Regions from separate parts of the Homo sapiens genome. Here region 1 is linked to region 2. The links are chromatin contacts, found by Hi-C in ENCODE. All regions are on one chromosome and are shown on one strand. The core of a region is the stretch at or near the end of the contact, and the rest is flanking DNA. Distances in the headings are between cores, read along the strand shown. Region 1 has its middle 60 kb from the start of PRSS23. Region 2 holds the start of PRSS23-AS1 (PRSS23 antisense RNA 1).

Region 1 (4,941 bases), core at 710-3,209, 200 kb after region 2:
GCCCTCTCCCTTAGAGGGAGGCATGGAGGTGCTGCAGGAGAACGTGAAAAGATATTTCTTGCACGAGGGACCATAGAGAACTAGTCCTGAGTAATGTCTGGGAGAGCAGACCATGACTGGGTCCTGGCTCCTGCCCGCTGTGGGCAGAGGATGAGAGAGGAGTAACTTGCTGTCTAGGTTCAGGAACCAGGAGGTGTGCTGGGTGGGTTTGGAATGCATTCCCAGAGTTGTTCAAGGTCATTTCCTATGCACTAGATGTGGGACACACCAGAAAGAGAACCGTTCTGTGGGCCATCTTAGATCTTCTCTGAAAGTGCCTGTGAGAGAAGTGAAGGGATTTTCGCAGGAAGATTGGAAATGTGCTGCTCCTCAATGCCTCAAGTGGCTCCAGGAATGGCGACACATCTGTCAGGGTCAAGGTGACTGCAGGACAGAGGTCCCACAAAGGGACTTGGGAGCAACCCATGGCATGGCCCCTATGAGAAGAGTGCTGCTCTGGCTCACCCAGGGGATGCTTCCCTTGGCCAAAGACCAGACTCAAGTCAAATCTGTACTATTGCTTTACCTCTTCTCCTGCCCATGGCTTTAACTGTGTTGGATCTGAAACAGCAGAGAGAGAGAGAGTGGGGCAGGAGAGGTCCAGGACAGGAGAAGTCAACAGTGTATTATTATGCCATGAGTCATGCTTGTTCAACATACTGGTTATACAAACCAGAAAAGGTTTTGTCTGTTTTTCTTGGTTTGTTGACCTAATTACTAATACACATCTTTACTTTTCTCTTAGAGCCTGATCACATCCCTACCTTTCCATTCCTTCTTTCTGCATCTCATATTTTGTATACACTTCTATGATAGCACTCCATCTTGCATTATAACTGATTGCTTACCACTATTTCCATACTGAAAGATGTGTTCTTTGTGGCAGCAGCTGTATTTTATTTATGTTAATATTCTCTATATCCAGCTCAGTGATGCCATATGGTTGGTATGCAATCAATTCTTGTTAAATGAAAGACTAAATGAATATATGCATATTGATAGGAAGAACTTGGCAAAAGGGAGATATATTTAGGCCTTTTGAAGCTTCTTGAATCTCACCAGCTGGGCTGGGCTCATAGTTCCTGCTTGTAGTTCCATTCACATTCCCTAAAGACCTGGGTAGCTCTTTGAATATTTGGATTTGTTGAGGGGAATCCCAATTATACTCATTAGACAGCACATCCCTGAGGAGGGATGGAAACATTGAGAACACGCTCTCCATCAGGGTAAATAAAAGAAGGGAACTGAGCCACGCCTGTCCAATCTCAACAGAACCCTCTGTTGTACAGGAAACAGTGGAGAAATTGTTCATTTACATCTCATTCCTGATGGAAATATTCCAACTGCAAAGCCAGTGTCAGCTTTGATTTCCTGCCCTGAGAGGAGGCGCGGTCAAAAGGCACAAAGTGGGCTTGTGCAGTCAGAGGAATTAGGTTGGGTAAGAAGAGACTCTCACACTCCATCTTTGTTCAATGGTGGAACTTCTAGCTGGGGTGGTCAACCCAGCCCAGCCCAACCTTAGCCTTGGGGGCCTGTGAGGACTCCATTCTCTTAGAACCACAAGATATCAGGCGGAAGAGTGAAGGGCAGACCAGGCCTGAGGGTCAGTGCCCCAGTCCTTGGCTTGCTTCCTTGAAAAGAGCAAGCACTGAGAGGCCCTGGAGTTTTGGGAATCTGAGTGGCCAAGGGCAGGCAAACGAGAGGCCTATTCCAGGGCCTCCATTCCCAACCATTCCAGTTGCCTTGAAAAAGGAGGAATTCAAATAACCTGGAAAAGGCACTTACAGAGCAAAAGCACAGCCAGTTGCTATCTTACAGCTAATTTTAAAAATGTCCTTTTCTCTTGAAATTTCATCACCATGACTCATCGCACTGCAGGACAAAATTCTGAAGCTCTGAGTCAGACTGGGCACTGGGAGCTGAAGCTCAATGGGAGTTTTACCTAAATAAAGCCTGCAAGCCCAGCCTGCTGTGATACATGCTTAGAAATCTGCTGTTTCAGCAATGCACATGCCCTTGCACCTCTGCTGTTCATACAGTTGCCCACACCTTCCTTCTTCTCTTAGACATGAAGCCCCCCTCCCTTTTTTTCTGAACCTTCAGTTAGTGTGCTGTTATCTTCTGTGATAATTTAGTTCCTTTTCCATATCCAGTCTGCACTGCTATAGGTGCTTTGCTGATACTTGCTGCCTGAACAGGTGTGATGATAAAGCACACGTTTCAGAAAGAATCTAGGATCCTCTTCTCTAAATGCCAATCGAACTGATTGGTATTTAAATTTGGATCTTAGAATGTCAGAGTGGGAAGGAGCCTCATTCTCATGTTATCCACCCTCCCTGTCACTGTAGGTAAGAAATCCAAGACTCAGAGATATCGGCCAACTTGCCTGAGGTTAACACAGCCAGTCAGGATGAGAATCTAGACAAGAAGCCAGGGTCTGCTCATGTCTACATCTCTTTATTAGACTGTCTCTGTTTTTCTTTATTATATGTCCAGATTAATTCCTAAAAACCCACATCTGGGTATTGGAGGAGGGGGGTCATTTTTTGGGGACCTCTAGGAATGAGAATGGAAGGCAATGTTCAGGGCTGAACACCTGCTCCTTGGTATCCCTTGAGCTGCAGTCTGGTGACCTGAGAAGGTGGTTGTTGCACCCATGAAGGCAAGAGACCTGGAGATAGGCCATAGGAGGAAAGGTGGGACTGGTAGGGAGTGGCCTGGAGGCTGAAGACATATTCTCTATTCAGGGATGGTGGCAGTGGCAGGTTAATCAAAGCAACAGAGATGAGGAACTAGACCTATGGAAACTCTGGCTTGTCAACTGTCCTGGGACACATGGTGGGTATGGCTGTTATTGTAAATGAAGATGGGGGCCTGCAGTCAGATGGTAAGGTGGCTCTTGCATCAGGCTGTTGAAATCAGAATTTTGGGGGTTGCTACAGAGGCCCATTCACATGAGCTTAGGTGGAAAGAATCATTGTAAGAATATGGAGACCTCACAGGAAGCCAAGGATAGGTGCCATAGTGCAGCCAGGACCCCTTGGGCCTAAAATCAAGACTCTGTCAGGAGCCAAGGTGGCTAGCTCTAGGCTCCATTCTCTTTGGCTCTGTGTCTCTGTCTCCGATCCCTCTCACCCTCTGTCTCTTGGTGCCTTGTCTTCCCTTTTCTCCTGCCTGCAGTGCTCCTCACTGTAGTTTGCCCATGGCTCAGAATGGCTGCCCCTGTATTGAGTCCATCTCATTAACCTTTGGCTTCATAGCTAACTGGCTATGATTTTTCCAGACTCTAAAATCGTAAGAGAGGAACAAAATTGGCCCCGATCTCATATTTGGTTCTGGTCACAGACATCCCAGTTCTCCCCATGGATTAGCTGTTTATGTCAGATGTCCAATCAACTGTGGCTGTAGGGTTAGGGTCTCCAGGGCACAGCGTGTCAGTAGGGAATGGAGGAAGTTTAGACCATGGAGACACAGATTCCAGCTCTGCCATTTATAGGATCTGTGACTTTGGTCAATGCTCCTTACTTCTCTGAGCCTTAAGTTCCTACTCATCTGTAAAATAATACCAACTTCACAAGGTTGTAATTGCCTGTTGGGTTCTTCCTGCCCTCTGCACAGTCAAAATCTGTTCACTGAGGTTGGGGCATTGCAGTAGAGAAAGAGTTTAATCGACACAAGGCCAGCCCATACAGGAGAACTGGAATTCTCACTCAATTCAGTCTCCTTGAAGGCTCAGAGCTTAGGGGTTTTATGCACAAGTTGGTGGGTAGGGGGCTGGGAAATGGGTGCTGCTTATTGGTTGGGGTTGAAAGAGTAGAGGTGTGGAAAATGGTCCTCATGCAGTGAGTTTGCCTCTGGGTAGAGCCACAGGATTAGCTGAGTCATGAGTCAGAGTCCAGGAGGGGTCAGTCTGAAAGATATCTCAAAAAATCAATTTTAGGTTCTACAATAGTGACACTATCTATAGAAGCAATTAGGGAAGCCACAAATTTTATAACCTCTGGCCACATGACTCCTGAGCGGTAAGGGATTATAGAAACTATGCCAACACTTTAGCAGAATTCGGGCCCTTCCCAGAATCCTATTCTAGTTTACAAAGATAGTTTTCGAAAATAAAATAAAATAAAATAAAAACCCCACAAAGGGAGTTTTCAGTCCCCGAGCAAGGAAAGAGTTCATTTTAGGGAGGGACTATTATCATCCTTGCTTTTCAGTTAACCATAAACTAAATTCTACCCAAGGTTATCTTGGCCTATGCCCAGGAATGACCAAGGACAAGTTGGAGGTCAGAAGCAAGATGGAGACAACTATTTTAGATTTCTCTTACTGTTGTAAGTTTGCAAAGGTGGTTTCAAGGTTGTTGAGAAGACCAAATAAATATGTATAGAATCAACCCATGCCTTGTATACGGCAAATACTCAATAAATGTTTGCTGTCATGGACTAGTATTGATTTAACAGAACCAGAGTCTTGGGCATTCACAGCATATCTTGGCCTACTGCTTTTTGAACCTCTCTCTCTTTTGTCTTATTCCATTTGGAATCTTTTTTCTTCTCCCTCTTTATGTTTCTTAATTTTTCCTTTGTTGTCAGTGCTGCAACACAATGCATGAGGATTTCACAATAGGATGCATTGGAGCCAATGTTTTCCACTTGGATATGACTTACACACTCTGCCCTGCTGTTGTCAATAACAATAAAGGGGTGGAGGGTGTGGTTTACTGTACTGAATAATGCTGTGATCTGTGTTTTTGAAAACTGCTCCAACAAAGGAAGGAAGTTGTCTATGGTGACACTGCTGGCTTTTATAACATAAATATGAAGCTCTGTGTTATTGTTTGGCAAAAATCCCAAAATTTCCTTCAAGAATCTCAGGCCAAGTTGAGAGCCATCTATAAAATGC
Region 2 (4,630 bases), core at 1,141-3,640:
ATAATTGTATAAATACAAAGAGATTGCTCTATAGAAGTTAAAAGAAGTACAGTACATGGTCAGTCCTCCTCATGTATCCAGAGTGAAAAGGATAAATGTGTGAATAAACTTGGCAGAGAGTTGCCTGCAGGAGGTGTAGGGCAGTGAGTGGCTCAGTGTAACTGGAGCCTGAGATTCTTGGAGTGGGAGGGAAGGTGGGCTGAGGCCAAGTTATGAAAGGCCTTGGAGGCCGTATTCTCTCCTGCGCTCAGCACAGGGGAGTCGGCAAAAGTTTGAAAGCAAGGAAGGTTCATGTCCCTGTTGGTGTTTTTACATAGCTTGCTCTGTCTGCCGTGTGGACTGTGGGCTGGGAAGAAGGCAAGCAGGAGACAGGAAGACCGGTTTGGATGAGAAACCATGAAGGCCTGAATGAAGGTGGTAGCAGAGAGATGGAAAGGAGGGGGTGATTTTCAGAGAAGCCACAACAAATTGTGTCCTCTGTAGCTCTGGTCAATGAGCCGAATCTTTGCTTTCTAAAATGCCAGTGTTTCAGAGGCAAGGAGTTTCTGTTTGCTCTGCACACCCGATACAGCACACCCCTACGTTGCAAACTAAAGATAAATAACGCCAGAGGCCACGGCAGCTTGCAACACTGACCAAGTAGCCCTGGAGATCTTGAGTTTCACTGCATTCAGACTCCCCCTTGCAGTCCGAGGGTCAGCATGACACTGTTAGTGGAGGGGACAGGGTCCTTGGGAGGAGAGGGTAGCATTTAGTTGTTTATGTAGTGCTAAGGGGCCCCACCAGCTCTTCGGGACTCAGAGTTTTCTAACACGACTTATTTCTTAGAGTAGCCGATTCAAATTTCATAGTAAAGGTTTAATTTAGGACAAACTGAATCCAAGTCATGTCTCCCATGTAGATTTTGTTTCTTGACACAGTTTTCTTTGCTAACTACTGTGAATTGCCTAACCAGATCTACAGAAAACCATATCATGGGCCCACATTTTTTTCTAATCCTCTTCCTTTTAAATCAGAAATTCAGTATAACATTTTTCCATAAGTGAATGAGAGAACCACTTCCTAGCATTTTTGTGTGTCCCCCCCACCCACCCCTTTAAAAAAAAAAAAAGAAAGAAACAACAACAGACCTTCCTTTTGGATTTACATCAGCATTTAGCTAACTTCCTGAACATTTCACCCATTTCCTGAACTTATTCTCAGGAAGGAAAAACATCCTCCTTCAGAAATAAATGCAAATAATCCCAGAGATTATTTCTATTAAATAAATAGTGTAAACGCAATGGAATTTCCTGTAAGATGTATATTTACCATGGATATTTCAATAAAAATGTATTGTGATTCTGTAAGACTCATGATATTTGCAGGTAGTCTGAGGAATTATAATCTTTAGTAGCCATTCAAGAGCTAAGTCCTGAACATTTGCAATTTTTACTCATGTTAAAAAATATATATATATATATATATATATTTTTTTTTTTAACTGAGAAATAGGAACACTGGAAAAATTATTCTCCTGAGGTCAGTGTTTTTTGAAGCTTTGTTTCTTTTAAAAGAGGGCTCTAATGACACCTAGTGGTGAATACAGGCAGAACAACTTTAGGACAGACTCAATGCAGTGTCCCTGTAATTAGAATTTTTTGTTTATGTGTTTGCTTGGGAGAAAACACACTCCTTACAAGCACTTCTTAAGTACCCTTAATGCCCAGGAATCCTGAGAAGTAGTGACATGGAAACGTTTCCCTTACGTGTTTCTGGCGATGTTCTCTTCTCTTGATTGATGATTCCTCAGAGCCTGCCCACCTCCTAGGGCTAAACTGGCTCAATTTTAAGAATGGATGAAAAATGTGAAGCTCTGCAGAGGAAAAACATCAATACATCAAGTGAGAAATTTCCCTATATTTTTGAGAAGGCCTCCTCCCATTTGGCTATCTTTTAATGGAGAAGCATGGTCCTTTTCTGGTGTATATGTCTTACTGACTTTTTAAAGGTGTACTCTAGGCTGACTGCCTGTCGTTTCTGCTTTACAGGGGCCTTCTTAGGTTCTCTAGTGTTTGGCAGTGGCTGATTTTTAAAGAGAGAGGTGATAGGGATCTCAGAGAGGCTGCCCTCACTCCAGCCCCACCCCACCCCTACCCCCAGCCCCTCGGAAGGCCATCCAGGACAGATGACTATCTGGCCTCCTTGCACCACCCCCAGGAAGGAGCTCCTTAATCCATCACATCGGCTGATATTCTTCTTTATGTCCAAACCCCTCAGAGTGATATCCAAGACCCTCAGGTCTGGCTCTTCCCCTCTCTTCCAGCCACATCATTCCTCTTCCTCAGACACACCCTATGCTCTAGCCAATCCCAGCCACTTCCAGCTCCTCCTGTTCTCAGGCTGTTTCAGTGTTCTCTGCTCCTGCATGCTGGACTCCTGAGCCAGGAGGCTCTTTCACTCCGTGGCCCTTCTGCTCATTCTTCAAGTCCCTGAGTAAGTGTTTCCTCTTCTTCTTCAAGTCCCTGCATACACGTTTCCTCTTCTGGGAGCCTCGCATGATCCAATCAAGCAGAGCCTGTAGCACCTTCCTTTAGGGCACCTCTGAACCTAGTTCAAACATCTGTAATTGCATGTGTTATATTACATTATATTGTTCTTGTTTGTTTCTCCTCTAGATGTGTTTGAGCTTCTCAAGGGCAAGAGCTGTTCTTGCGCCCAATGCTGGTTCGGGTGCTCGACAAATGTTCACTGACATCCTGGCAGCAGCCATTTGTGGCACTGGATTGTTGCATTTGGCTGCAGTGTTTTGACAGGAGCAAATTAGGAGTGGGGCAACTAGTTCAAGGTAGTGTTGACAATGAGGGTTAGCTCTTTGAAAATGTGCAGAACCATTTATTATCCCAAATGACCTCAGCTTTCACACCACTAGGAATAAGGTGCTTTCACAAAAATCATCTCTAAGTTTGTGTCTAGTTCTAACACTGGAAGATTCTGTTACCAGAAAGGGGTCCGGATCCAGACCCCAAAAGAGGGTTACTGGATCTCACGCAAGAAAGAATTAAAGGCGAGTCCATAAAGTGAAAGCAAGTTTATTAAGAAAGTAAAGGAATAAAAGAATGGCTACTCCACTGACAGAAGGCTTCTGGTTGCCTATTTTTATGGTTATTTCTTGATTATATGCTAAACAAGGGGTGGATTATTCATGCCTCCCCTTTTAGACCATATAGGGTAACTTCCTGACATTGCCATGGCATCTGTAAACTGTCATGGTGCTGGTGGGAGTGTAGCAGTGAGGACAACCAGAGGTCACTCTCATGGCCATCTTGGTTTTGGTGGGCTTCAGCTGGCTTCTTTACTGCAACCTATTTTATCAGCAAGGTCTTGATGACCTGTATCTTGGCTGACCTCCTATCTCATCCTGTGACTTAGAATGCCTAACCGTCTGGGAATGCAGCCCAGTAGGTCTCAGCCTTATTTTACCCAGCCCCTACTCAAGATGGAGTTGCTCTGGTTCAGACGCCTCTGACAATTCTATAATTAGGGGAGCCATGCTTTAAAATATGGTTTTAAAAAATCTAGGGCTAAGGCAGAGAGTCTACAATTGAATGCAAGAATATTTTACATACACCTGTCTTTTTTCTGGGGAGATGGTTCATACTTTTCAAAGAAGGGGTCTGTGATCTCAAAAGATTAAATACCACTGATTAAGAATCATTGACCAAAATGACAATCTTTACTCAGCCTCTGCTGGGTCAGTAGGAGCTAACACCTTAATAGGAGTTAGTGCCTCAGTAGAGAGGTTCGTAATCCAGCAGCTGCAAAGCTCTTGCTTTTTTTCCTACTGCCCTCTATTAGGGCACATGTACTGGTCCCAGTTTGCAATTTCAAAAGAGGCTTGCATCCTAAGAGGCTTTTGGACATGTTCCATTTATGCAGCATTAATGTTCTAAATGTTCTAAATGTAAGAGTAAGGGTGTAAGGGTATGACCAGAACTCTTTTTTTTTTTTTTTCTTTACTCTGTCACCCAGGCTGGAGTGCAGTGGCATGATCATGGCTTACTGTGGCCTCAACCTCCCAGGCTCAAGTGATCCTCCCAGCTCAGCCTCCTACTACAGGTACATACCACCATGCCTGGCTAATTTTTTGTATTTTTTGTAGAGACAGGGGTCTCTGTTTCCCAGGCTGGTCTCAAACTCTTGGGCTCAAGCCATCCTCCTGCCTCAGCCTCCCAAAATACTGGGATTACAGGTATGAACCATCACACGGAGCAAAACTCTTTCAGCAAGATTATATACCTTTCCCCACATTAAAAAAAGTAATTGGCTGGCCGGGCGCTGTGGTTCACGCCTGTAATCCCAGCACTTTGGGAGGTCGAGGTGGTCGGATCACCTGAGGTCGGGAGTTCGAGACCAGCCTGACCAACATGGAGAAACCTTGTCTCTACCAAAAATACAAAATTAGCCAGGTGTGGTGTCACATGCCTGTAATCCCAGCTACTCGGGAGGCTGAGGCAGGAGAATCACTTGAACCTGGGAGGCAGAGGTTGTGGTGAGCTGAGATTGTGCCATTGCACTCTAGCCTGGCAACAAGAGCAAAACTCCATCTCAAAAAAAAATAAAGTAATTGGCATTACCAGAAATGATATTA

The links. Hi-C counts contacts between places; a loop is a spot of excess contacts on that map.
Region 1: a loop to region 2 is called in a map of endothelial cell of umbilical vein, with 4 times the contacts of the local background. The contact joins the enhancer-like site here to the promoter of PRSS23-AS1 in region 2. A Hi-C loop is called at or near these places in 2 of 168 maps with a recorded cell type or tissue (cardiac septum and endothelial cell of umbilical vein).

The regions. Positions count from the first base shown.
Region 1 is chr11:86,737,774-86,742,714 of GRCh38, reverse strand. No RefSeq gene overlaps it. Among named protein-coding and RNA genes, the nearest start is that of PRSS23, 60 kb to the left of the region's middle. RefSeq lists enhancers at 1,044-1,657, 1,794-2,088, 1,658-2,272. Within about 2 kb of position 1,959, at least 22 of the 41 ENCODE cell types and tissues checked have a DNase peak (open chromatin) inside an H3K27ac peak, as active enhancers do; they include endothelial cell of umbilical vein, where a contact is called at or near this core.
Region 2 is chr11:86,936,245-86,940,874 of GRCh38, reverse strand. PRSS23-AS1 (PRSS23 antisense RNA 1) reads left to right here and starts at 2,390. Exons shown (of 4, transcript NR_187135.1): 1 at 2,390-2,475. It also overlaps a transcript of PRSS23 not described here. RefSeq lists an enhancer at 1-466.